Regions from separate parts of the Homo sapiens genome. Here regions 1 and 2 are each linked to region 3. Evidence: chromatin contacts called from ENCODE Hi-C or POLR2A ChIA-PET data. All regions are on one chromosome and are shown on one strand. Each heading gives the region's core, a stretch centred on a gene start or an enhancer-like site at or near the end of the contact. The rest is flanking DNA. Distances are from core to core; before and after follow the strand shown.

Evidence for each region. A loop is a pair of places that touch in the nucleus more often than their neighbours do. ChIA-PET counts read pairs that join two places held with the same protein, here RNA polymerase II (POLR2A). Pooled maps may share reads with other maps.
Region 1: a loop to region 3 is called in a pooled map, with 4 times the contacts of the local background. The contact joins the enhancer-like site here to the promoter of TFEB in region 3. A Hi-C loop is called at or near these places in 5 of 50 pooled maps. POLR2A ChIA-PET finds 5 or more read pairs at or near these places in 2 of 52 experiments (GM10248 and HEK293).
Region 2: a loop to region 3 is called in a map of dorsolateral prefrontal cortex, with 3 times the contacts of the local background. The contact joins the enhancer-like site here to the promoter of TFEB in region 3. A Hi-C loop is called at or near these places in 1 of 168 maps with a recorded cell type or tissue (dorsolateral prefrontal cortex) and 6 of 50 pooled maps. POLR2A ChIA-PET finds 5 or more read pairs at or near these places in 1 of 52 experiments (activated B cell).

What each region holds. Positions count from the first base shown.
Region 1 is chr6:41,450,199-41,454,141 of GRCh38, reverse strand. LOC112267957 (a long non-coding RNA gene) reads left to right here. Exons shown (of 3, transcript XR_002956346.2): 3 at 822-1,253. Among named protein-coding and RNA genes, the nearest start is that of LINC01276, 50 kb to the left of the region's middle. RefSeq lists an enhancer at 1,249-3,943. Within about 2 kb of position 2,448, at least 10 of the 41 ENCODE cell types and tissues checked have a DNase peak (open chromatin) inside an H3K27ac peak, as active enhancers do.
Region 2 is chr6:41,426,170-41,430,299 of GRCh38, reverse strand. No RefSeq gene overlaps it. Among named protein-coding and RNA genes, the nearest start is that of LINC01276, 74 kb to the left of the region's middle. RefSeq lists silencers at 945-1,004, 1,905-1,974, 2,005-2,704 and enhancers at 664-1,163, 3,624-3,703. Within about 2 kb of position 2,424, at least 20 of the 41 ENCODE cell types and tissues checked have a DNase peak (open chromatin) inside an H3K27ac peak, as active enhancers do; they include dorsolateral prefrontal cortex, where a contact is called at or near this core.
Region 3 is chr6:41,734,268-41,737,984 of GRCh38, reverse strand. TFEB (transcription factor EB) reads left to right here and starts at 2,377. Exons shown (of 9, transcript NM_001271944.2): 1 at 2,377-2,635. It overlaps PGC (progastricsin), which reads left to right. Exons shown (of 9, transcript NM_002630.4): 8 at 157-255; 9 at 981-1,274. The coding sequence ends at 1,133. RefSeq lists silencers at 2,219-2,688, 2,729-3,258, 3,389-3,717.

The DNA.
Region 1 (3,943 bases), core at 1,199-3,698, 280 kb after region 3:
CACGTCTCACAGACACACATCACAGACACACACATCTTATGCACATACCCATCACAGACATGTACACACCTCACACACTTCACACACACACACCTCACACACAGACCTCACAGACATGTCGTACAACTCACACATACCCTTCACATACACACGCACCTCACACACACACATTTCACACACAGACACACACACACACCTCACAGACATTCCCCGCCCACCACACATACGCACAGATGCAGACTTCAGCCACGTAAGAACCCATCTCTAGCCCGATGGGTCCCAAGAGTCCACACAGCACAGCAAAGCTCAAACGTATTTGTTCATGCGCCAATCTTTCTTGAACACCTACTCTGGGCTAGGCGCTGTTGGAGGAATGGCCGGAGACGAAACATGAAGATTTCATTTTCGTCAGGGGGACAGATGTAAGAAAAATGAATAAGCAAATTATATTGTACATTACAGGGAATTTAGTGCTATGGAGAAAAGTGAAGGAGGAAAAGGGATTGTCGGGAGGCTGTAATTTAAAATGCATCCTTCACGCCTTCCTAGGGTCCCCTTTTCCGACAACCCAAGGCCAAGATGTGAGCTGAAGGCCCGCAGGCCCCAGTCTAAGCCACTCTCCTCTGAGTGGGATGGGCTGGGGACAGCAGCCAGAGTTGGACATTTGCCTGGTGCCTGCTGGACTGGCTCCTGCAGCTTCTGTCAGGGTCCCCAGGAGCTGGCGTCCCTGCAGCGGGGCGGGCAGGCACCCCCCAGAGATCTGTTGCTCTCTAACTACAGTGTGTCACCCTCCTCGTTAACTATTCTCATCCTCATTACAGGGAAATGTCCTCGCACTCAAACACAACCACCACGCAGCGCAGTTCCATAGCCCCGCGGAGAGACAGGACATTTTTCTGGAGCTGCTGGAGAGAACAGTCAGAGAAGCCTGGGGAGGAAGAGTTGATGCCTTCTGGAGTTTCTTGTGGCGGGTGGTGGGTGGTGGGGGGAGCCCTTTCCGGGTGTCAACTTTTTCTTTCCTCTCTTCCCCCAGCTCCTGTTTTCATCCTTACCAATGAGAATTCAGCTAATTGTTTACTCCAGGCTTGTGCCTGTCACCAACTAACCCAGGAGGCCCTCAGAGCCAAGCCCTGCCCTTTGCCTCATTCTTTGTAACTGGACACCTGCAAGAGTGCTGGGCACACAGTAGGTGCTCCATAAATGCTACTCAAATGGATAAGTAGGATAAATAAATGCAGAGTTTGGTAGTTCAAGGTTGGGCGCAGTGGCTCACGCCTGTAATCTCAGCACTTTGGGAGGCCAAGGCAGGCAGATCGCCTGAGGTCAGGAGTTTGAGACCAGCCTGGCCAACATGGTGAACCCCCCACTCTACTAAAAATGCAAAAGTTAGCGGGTGTGGTGGGCACCTGTAATCCCAGCTATTTAGGAGGCTGAGGCAGGAGAATCGCTTGAACCCGGGAGACGGAGGTTTCAGTGAGCCAGACTGCACCATTGCACTCCAGCCTGGGCAACAAGAGTAAAACTCTGTCTCAAAAAAAAAAAGAAAAGAAAAAAGAGTTTGATAGTGCAGAAGTGTGGCCTATTGCCTGAGGCCCACAGGTGGTGCAGTGGGACCCAGGAAGGGTGAGAGAGAGACAGGAGCTTCCCCATCCCTCCCTCAAGCAGCTGAGCTCATCTGGAATCATAGTCCTTGGAGTTCCACCATTATAGAATCTTTCCTTTGTGCTAATGATGACCTCTTCCTCCCAGGGCTCTCATTTAAAAGACAAATGTACTCCATAATGTATTTGGTGATCTGTGGTGTGGTGTGAAATGACCTGAGGCAAGTCCTTGAACTCTCCTGGGCCTCAGTGGCCTGGTCTGTCTAGTGGGGACATGACTCAGACCTACCCCAGGGTTGCTGCCCTGGTTCCATACTTTTCCATGTATTACCTCCCTCTGCGGAGCTAAGTCCCCATCCTAGGGGCTGCTCAGTGAATGGTGGATCATGTCAATATGTGAGGCAGGCAAGTGTGTCCTCTGACAGGACGTGTCACTGAGGTGATACCGGATGAAGGAAGAATCTGCTTGACTGATCCTTTTCCCCAGGGCTGGCTGGCCTTGGCTTTGTGGAAGAGACTGGGGTAGGTAGGGGTGGGTCTGGAAGGCAGGAGAGAGGAGAGCGGGGGGACTTAAAACCTCAGTCATGGGCTTGGCTCCTGTGAAGACAAGGCTAGGGCCAGCATCTGGGTGACTGGCAGGGAGAAGTGGGAAGGTGAGGAACGGCGGGGACCAGCAGGTTTACTTCCCGCCGCAAGCGATGAGCACAAGGGAGACAGCTAGAGAACAGAGCCCTCAGAAAGTTTCCAGCACATTCCTGCTAAAATTAGCCCCAGCTTGCATACGCAACTCTATATTTAAACCAGCGGCCTGTCAGAGTCACTGTGTTGTGCCGCCAGCACACGCCTGCGGGTTTGGGGCCCGGTGCCGAAGCAGGGGTGCAGGCAGCATCCCAGGGCCTGAGCGAGCCGCCCTCTGCCTACCCACGCCTGCTTGTGGAGAGTCACCCGGGGGTGCATGAGTGGGCGGGCGTAAGTGTTGCTCCCAGACAGTATGTGAGGCCTCCTGCCTCTTGTCCCCGCTCCAGGGGCAGAGCCCCAGCAGGACAGACGGACACAAACACAGGTACCGATACAGCCACATGCAGAAGGGACAGGGCAGACAGGTGTAAAGAACACTCTGGGAGAAAAGGGAGGAGAAAGAAGACAGCGATGGAGAGAGGGGAGAGGGCAGAACGAATAAGCATCTGTGGAAAAGGCAGGAGGGAGGGAAACAGATTCAAAGACAGCTTGACACGCAGGTGGTATGCCCCACACTTGGGCTGTCCAGGAGATGGCGTGGGGGTGGGGTCTCAAGGGGAGCTCAGCCTCTCGAAAGAGCCTTAGCCTTCTGACCACCAAGCCACCCACACTCACACTCTCTAAGGGCGAGGGGAGCCCAAGCTGCTCCCCTGCTTCCCTGCCTGCTGCCCGGCCCTCTCTAGGGAAAGCACTGGCTGATAAGAAGCCACATTTTACCCGAGGCTTGGAACATTAACTTCGACACTGAAAAGGGGATGTTTTATTACCCAGGAATATTTCTGCATCTCTTCAGAGATCTTGCTCGGCCCCCACCCCAGCAGCAAGCCTCTTTTGACAATTAAACCCAGCTCTCTCTGGTTAATCCTAATGATCTAGCCCTGTGTAGGCCCCAAAGAGGGGATTTTATACGTGGGCAAGTGTCTCCTTTATCCTGTGTGGCTGACCCCTCTCCCTTGCCTACCATTTTGTGTGAGTGCATGTGTGTGTGTGTGTGTGTGTGTGCGCGCGCTGCCGTGTGCATGTGCGCATGCTGCGGACAGGTGGGGCGATCCCTGGGCCCTCCCACCAGGCCCTTCCTGCGGCTCTATTCCCCTTTGGTTGCGGACCTGCAAGGATCCTCAGAGAGCAATCAGTCTCCGATAAAATGACAGATGGGACAACTGAGTCTCAGAGAAGGAGCGTGACTAGCCCAGGATCACTCAGGGAGTTCACGGCTGATCTGGGCCTGAATCCCTTTTTCCGTACTTTCCCGTGTGTTATTCCCCTTCTGCAGAGCTAAGTCCCCATCCTCCTTAGTGTGTGCCTAGCTTGGACATCCCTTCTCTTTGAGACCCAGTTCTAACTTCCAGGCAGGGTGAACAACTGTCCTGGTTTTCCTGTGACTGCCCTGGTTTCAGTATTGCAAGTCTGAAGCTCAGCACCGGAAGCTAGGATGGTTGACCGCCCGATTTCCAGGTCAAAAGGATGACTCCTCTTCATGGGCTCCCAGAAATATTCAATGATAATGCCTAACATTTGCTGACCCTCTCTACATGTTAAGCACTGCTGTTCTAAGCCCTTAACACAGATTCATTCATTTAATTATCTCAATAACACTTTGAGGT
Region 2 (4,130 bases), core at 1,175-3,674, 310 kb after region 3:
GGAGTCTTAGGATTGAAATGGATTTCTGAGCAAGAGGCTACAGGAATTTCATTGGCAGCACCATGGGCTGGGAGTCTCCAGGCTGTGCTGGGACACTGGCAGTGACGGGAAACTCAGTGCCCCACACAGCCGCCCACTTGGCTGTGAAAGAATCCCAGGCCCCTGGAGATGCCTTCCTTCTACTGAAGCACAACCTGGACTCTGTTTTCGGGGTGTGTGTGTGTCTTTGGATGGGCACGGAGGAGGCACTACTAAGCACACAACCTCATTGAGAAAAAGAAGCTGTTTTTGTTATTGTTGCTGCTGCTTTCCTTCTCGCCACCGTTGTGGGTGGTGGAGTGCAGCATCACAAGAGGCTTGTCTAGCAAGAGATCCCTCAGCCGCAGGGGCTGGAGAGCCTGTGGTTTGAAGAGGGAGAGGGGAGAGGGAAGATTGAGTATAGGAGGGAGGAGGAACAAGGGCAAGAAAGTGGCCTGCACACAGGACTGCAGGGGGACGTGGAGGGAGGAAGGAGGCTTGGCTGGTAGGAAAACCTGAGGTCGTTGAGGGACAGAAGGAAACCTAGTGGTCTTTCATTCACAGAAATCCCTGGAGAAATTCAATCTTGGGCAAGGAACGTAATCTCCTGGAGCCTCAGTATCGTCAATCTGGAAAGTGGGTATAATATTTATAATATTATGCCCAACTTCCTAGGCTTGTGGGAGTCAAATGAGACAAATTGTGAAGTAGTGTCTGGCACATACTAGGTACTCAATACAATTCAGAAATAATATATTATTTGTAGTACTATATTATGTTACAAATAATATATTATTATTTACTCTTTTGGGAGCCCCAGCTCTCCTTTCAGCTTCAGAATCTGGGCTCCAGTTCTGCCTCTATTTAAAAAATCTGTGCCTCCCACGTGTGTGGTTCCTCTTCTTAGTGGCTCCCTGCCGCAGACAGCAGCCATCACTGGGTGGAGCAGGGCAGAGGCTCCCCTGTCCATTACTCAGGGTTTCCAAGGCTCTGGCAGGGACTCCCTCCTCCTCCTTTCCAGGCGGCTGCAGGGACAGGAAGTGGGTATGTTTGGAGGGGGAGGGAGTCTTCCCCCAGGGGAAGACTTATGGTGGGTGTCCACAGCATCCCAGAGCCCAGAGCTGGGACCTTCTGCTGCCCTAGCTGCACTGGGACCTGCTCCAGCATCCTCCTCTTCCAAGCCCTGCACCAGTGCCGATGGCTGCGCAGTTAGGCAACCTAGCCTGGGCTCCAGCACAAAGTTGCTGTGTGACCTAAGGCAAGTCTCTTCCCCTCTCTGGGCCTCAGTTTGCTCCTGTGATAACGGAGGCGATAAGAATTTTATTTCCATGATTTAATGGTGTAAGATAATCGGATGGGGAAAGAGAAGAAAGTTAAGGAAAGGAAAGATTTTACCAGTAGAGTCCAGGCACTGGTCTGCAAGGGAAAGCGTTTGGGTGAATTATCTGAATAACACTCCCTAATCAGCCGGGTGATCACAGGAGCGGAGGCCGGGTTTGAGCAACTCCCAGAGTCTGAGAACACATCTGTCCCTCTGCTTTCCTCCTCTGGTTCTAGCCCGGCCCCTTCCAGGGGCTTTAACCCTGTTTACAGAAATGGGAATTTGCATGATGAAAATAACCCCAGCCGGACTGCGATTTTACTGCGCTTGGCACAGGGCTCGGAAAAAGCGGCTGCATAGCCAATTACTGGAATTTTTAAACACAAATAATATTTTATGGGATCAGTGGGCTGGCGCGGGGCCGCCGCACCCGGCGCGGCTCCTCCGCCCACAAACAAGCTCCGATTGTGCGGCAGGCAAGCGCGCCAGCCCTGGGGTGGGGGTGTGGGGTAGAGGGGGCGGGGGTCCCTCCGCGGGCAGGTGCAGCTGAGGGCTAGGCCTCCCGGGCGCCGGACTGGCAAGGAGCGTCGGCGAGGCCCAGGCCCAGGGTCCGGTGTGCTGGGCATCCCGGCTCACCTGCAGGGCCAGCCAGGAAGCGTTTAGTGCGCGAGGGCGCGCCCAGCGTTAGCTCCCCCGCCTGGCGGCCGCCCGCTGGGCCTGGCCCGCGCCCCGCGCCCTTGGCATGGCCGTGGCCGCCGCGCCGCCTCCGGAAGGCCGGCTTCCCGGAACGCCCCGAAGGCGGCGGGGAGTCAGCGCCGAGGCCCCGGAGCCACCCCTCGCCTTCCCTCTCCCGCCCGAGCCGCCCTGGCGCGCTGGAGGCCGACCAGGGAGCCCTAAGGGGCCAGCGCAGGTCGAGAGCCACCACCAGCGGTAGCGGTACAGTGCTAGCCCTGGTGGTGCCCCTCGACAGATCTCCACTAGGGAGCCCCATTCTTGCTCTCTCCGAGACCGCCAGACCTGGCCCGGGGCCCCCGAGGCTGGCCGCACGCAGCCTGCGTCGCTCCCGGCGCTGGCTGCCAACGCCCCCGCTCCCCCTGCCCCTGCGCTGCGCACCCTGCCCCAGCGCGCACAGGGTTAAGCGGGAGCAGGTGTGTAGCCAGATGCCGCTGACCAGCCCCCTCCCTGGCAGCCGGGTCGGCCGCCTCCTCCTCCGCCCACCCGCTCAGAACCAAACAGTCCCAAATAAAAGTGCTATTGTTGCCGGGCCTTTCCCCACCCCCGTCGCTGCCCCGCCACCTGGAGCGGAGCCCGGTCCCCTCTTCACCTGCCCCGGGGCAGGCCGGGGGGAGGGGCGAAGGGGAAGTTGGGCCTCCCAGCAGGGACTTCCGCTCCCGTACCCCCCAGCTTCCCCTCTCCCAGTGCCCCCGACACCGACCCCTAGGCCTGGGGGTAGGCGCCCCCGCTTTGCGCTGAGGGGCTTCTTTCTGGCTAGACAGCCAGGTTCTGGCCTCACCCCCCACCCCTCCCTTTAGCCCCCATTCTCACTGGCTGGAGAAGCGGCGGGATTTACAAAGCCGGGAGAACACGGAGGTCTTGGACGATGCGCCCAGGACAGTGCCAGGCTCACTGGGGCTCAGCAATTGGCAGGTGGTATTGCTTTTTTAAAAAACATTATTTGTCCAGCAACAAGCCAAGGAAGGTAGGGGCAAGAGCGATGCCCTTTACAGACAAGGAAACTGAGGCACAGAGAGGCAAAGTGTCTAGCCCAATGACAAGCCTGGTAAATGTTGTGGCTTCGCACAAAATTCAGGTCCTCTGACTCCAGCCCCGACACTACAGGGTCTCCGGTGCTCATCTGACGGGCTAGAATGGAGGAGAGACCCCAGAGACTGGGAGTCTAGCGCCGCCCTGGACTCGCCGTGGGACCTTGGGCGAGTTACCTCTCCCCTCGGTTTCTCCGTTCTTAAATAGAGATGGGTAGACTGTCGTGGTTCCTGAATTCTCACGTTGACACTTGGAATCCAAGGGGCTGCTGGCCCCCAGAAGACTGGGGGCCCTGGGTGGGACTCTATGCGTGAGCTCGGCCTGCGCATGGAAAGGAAAATGTTTCCTCTTTCGCTCCCCTTCTCCCCCAGCTTTCTCCGCCCTGCCTCCATCCCTTCCCTGCAGGCCCCCAGGAGGCTGAACTGCGAGGTTAAATAAATATCTGACGGTGGCTCAAGGAAACAGTCAAGACCGTTGCGAGAGAAGAAACCCAGACCTCGGTGGAGATCCGCTCCTAAGCCCAGCAGCCCCCACTCCGGCCCAGTTGCATGCTGAGCCCTTGGCCCCCTCGGGCCTCACCCAACTTCCCCAAGATAGCCAGCCCCCTCCAGTACGGCCCCTCTCCTCTGACCTCCTCCAGCTCTGGCGCTGGTAGAGCTAGAGCTAGAGCTAGAGCTAGGGCTAGGGTAGTGCGCTCAGGGTTACCGTATTTCCTCTTTGCGTTTTAGGTTTTGAGCGCAGGTATTTAAATTCTCCAGCCCACGGGAGAGTACTCTACGTACTGTGAAAAGAACTCTGTTGGGAGTCGAGAGATGTGAGATTTTGGTTTTGTTCTCTTAGCTCTACTATTAATCTTGCTCCTGACCTGCAGATCCATAAATCCAGTTTCCTACTTCACCTGGATATCTAGCAGGCATCTCAAACTCAACTTGTTCTACTTGGAAATCCTGATCTCCACCCCGGTCCCCCACCTGTCAGTCTTCTCCATCTCAGAAAAGGGCAGCTTCATCTTCCCAGTTGCTGGGGA
Region 3 (3,717 bases), core at 1,128-3,627:
CACAGGACTTTCCCTTGGAGCTGCATTCTCTAGTCCAAAAACAGGCTTAGGGCTTGGGCCCGGAGCTCAGGCCTGGGATCCAGGGGCTGAGATGATGGGGCTGGTGGGTGCTATCAGGGGGAGGATGAGTTAACCAGGGACCTATTCCTCTTGCAGTTTCTCGTGAACTGTAACAGCATTCAGAATCTGCCCAGCTTGACCTTCATCATCAATGGTGTGGAGTTCCCTCTGCCACCTTCCTCCTATATCCTCAGTGTAAGTCCTGGTCCCTGCAGGCTGAGCCACCATGATTGGGGTTGGGAGGAAGGGCTGGGGAGCCAGAAATGCTGGGTCTCCTGCCTTGTGCCATTTTCCGACTCCACGCTTGTACTCATTTATCTTCCCCACTCATTGATTCTAAACCCCCTTCTCTGGAACAAGGCTATGAAATAGAAGATTGTCATCTATGATCAATTATTATTAATTAGTGGGGAGAGGCACTGGGCTCTTTGTTGAGCACTTACTAGGGCAGACCACTGTGCAAAGCACTTTGCTTCATGATCCCATTTAATTGTCACAGTATTTAATGAGGGAGATACTCATTTCTGTTTTACAAATGAAAACTTGGAGGTTCAGAGAGGTTGAGTAACTGACTCAAGGCGACACAGCTAAGGTTTGAATTCAAGTTGGTTTGGCTCCAAGGTTTAACCACCAGGCTGATCTGCTCCAAATTGGGAGCAGGAGGGAGGTCTGTGGGAAGAGAAGTTTCCCATCATGGGGAGAGGAGACCCTGCTGAGGACCACGGCAGCCTGAATGTACCTGTTCCAGAAATCCTCCCACCCGCTCTGCTCTGGTGGCTCAGTTGGCCTATGAGCCCTCAAGGCAGAGACCCTGGCTCCCTCAGCTCTGCACTTGTGCTCCCAGCCCAGGGCTCAGAGCTGAGCAGGGCCCAGCTCATGTGTGGACAAATGAATGAGTGCTGCCTTTCTTTGTTGAGCAGAACAACGGCTACTGCACCGTGGGAGTCGAGCCCACCTACCTGTCCTCCCAGAACGGCCAGCCCCTGTGGATCCTCGGGGATGTCTTCCTCAGGTCCTACTATTCCGTCTACGACTTGGGCAACAACAGAGTAGGCTTTGCCACTGCCGCCTAGACTTGCTGCCTCGACACGTGGGCTCCCCTCTTCCTCTTGACCCTGCACCCTCCTAGGGCATTGTATCTGTCTTTCCACTCTGGATTCAGCCTTCTTTTTCTGGACTCTGGACTTTCTCTAATAATAAATAGTTCTTCTTTATGTTGGTCATCCTGTTGTTTTTGGAAGGGAGTTTTCCCTGAGTGGCTACAAGGTTTCCTGGTGGGTCACTGTGATTCTAAGAGAAATGGGACCTAAGGCATGGCTTGGGATGGGCTCTGTAACCCTCAGAGCTTAAAGTTCATACTTTTCCCCTGGAAAGGGAAGACAGTGGTAGCGCCATCATGGGTGGGTGGGTGGCGGGCCGGGGGAGAGTGTTCCTACTTGAGTCACAGAGAAATCGAGCCTATTTGCTGGAACCAACTCAGCAAGGGATCTTGTCCCTTTGGACTTCATCCCTGTCCTCCTCAGGAGCCTCTTAGCAAAAGATCCAGAAACCAGGAGCAACATTGTATGTGGGGAAGGAGGAGAGAGAGGAAGAAAAGGAGGAGGGGAAGGAGAAGAAAAGCAGGGGAGGGGCTGGGGGAGGAGACAGGGAAAAAGGGGCGGGGAAGAGGAGAAAGTAGAGAATGATGCCTCCGCACCCTGTGAACTTCCAACAAGGGAAGGTGACATGAAAGGAGCTCAGACAATTTCTGTCCAGCAACATGACAGCAAGCTCAGGCTGGTGAGTGGGGCGTGAATGTAGAACCCATAATGGGGGCAGGCTGCCTTCTACTGTCATATTTTACCCTGTACTTCGCCAGGCTCACCCTGGCCTTGCCCCTTATGATCGGGGCAGGGATAAAAGTGCAAGATCCAGGTCCTGCACCCTACTCCTGAAGAGAAGCTGGAATTTGCCACAGGTGGAGTTTCTATGGCAACAGCACACCATCTGGGACCCTCTCTTTCTTAGACTGCCGAAGGACAGCAGGCTGCAGGTTCCTTTTAGGGGGTCGGACAGGCTACAGAATGTATCTTAGTGAGCCCTGGTTTGGGACTTTACTGAGAGGAGAAAGAAAACTTGCAAAGAGGTAGAAGTGGATCAGAGGTTCCAAGTCAAGAGCCTCTTTCCCTGTAAGCCTTAGTCCGCTGAGCGGGACTACAAATCCCGGCGTGCCTAGCGGGACTGCAGCGAGAACTACGCTTCCCAGTGGGCGCCGAGGCAGAGCGGCTGGGAGGCGGGGCGGGTGCTGCCCTCTGCCGGGCGCGGAGGGAAGTGTGCGTGGAGTGACAGCCGGAGCCCGGGCGCCGGGCGCGGGGCTCGGTGACAGCGGAGGCGGCGGCCCGGGCGGGACGCAGGGAGCGGCCGCGGCGCCGACGGCGGCGGGAAGGGCGGACGGGGCGGGCCTCCCTGGTGGCACGGGGCCGGAGCAGGCCGGGAGCAGGTGGCGGGCACAGCTTGCGGGCCAGGCACCCGAACTTGCGACAAGTTGCCGGAGCCGCGGGGCGCGGGCGGCGGACAGATTGACCTTCAGAGCGAGGTGAGCGGGACCGGGGAGCGAGAGGCACGAGGAGGGCCCGGGACCCCCGACCCAGGCTCCCTGGCCCCTATCCCGTGGGTCCCGGAGACAGGTGGGAGGGTGGGGGATGCCGGCAGGAGAGGGAAGCAGGACCGTGCGCGCCGCCACCCACCCGCAGTCCGTCCGCCCCCGGGCGCCCAGCGCGTGGCCCGAGCGGCGCTGCCCGCCGAGCCGGGAGCCCCCTCGGCCCCTCCCTTCAGGCGCGGGCCGGGGGCGGCTTCTCCGCGACCTTATGTAACCGGGCGGGAGGGGCCGGGCGGGCATGGGCCTTCCCGGCCCGGAGCTGGGAGTCGAAGGGGCGGGAGGCGTGATGGTGAACTCGCAAGAAGTTTGAGGGACGCGCGGGCCCCGCGCCCACTCCCCCTCCACCGGACACGGCTGGGGCCGGCGATGCCTGAGAGGGGGTCGGAGGTAGGGGAGGTGTGCGGGGGCTGAGTCTGGCCAGGCCAGCGGGGGGAGTGGGAGGGCCAGAGCGGCGCCACGCCCCGGGGGCTGGGCTGATGGGGGGGCGGGTGGAAGTACCATCTCTCCCTCCCTTCCCGTCCCTTCCTCCAGCTCGGTCTCTTGAAGAAGCCGCCCCTGGCCCCGTCCCCTCGAGTCCCTGGGCAGTCTCTTTCTCCCCGTGGGTTATTCTATGACCCTGGGGAACACCAACCCCGGAGCGCTCCCTCCGTGCGCCCCGTTGTCTGCCTCCCCCCGGGTTCCCAGCTGCCTGCCCGCCCCCCGAGTTTCCCCCTCCCCCCGTCTCGGTCCCGAATCCCGGAAAACACGCCCCCTTCCCCCCGATCCCCCGAGTCCGTGCCGCCCACCCCTGGGCTGTCCCGACCAGCTCTGGCCCAGCGCGTCCGCTCGCCTCCTGGAAGGGAGCGGGCAGATGCCAGCTCGGCCCCCTCCCCGCGCGGGGTTCCGGCTTCACGCACGGCTGCCCCGAGCTGCTCCGGGCTGCGCGAGCAGGTTCGCGCCGCAGCCGCCTGGCGCGCCCCAGCCCCGCGCCCCGGGTGAGGAAGGGAGGGAGCCCGGGGCGGGGCTTGTCTGCGCGAACC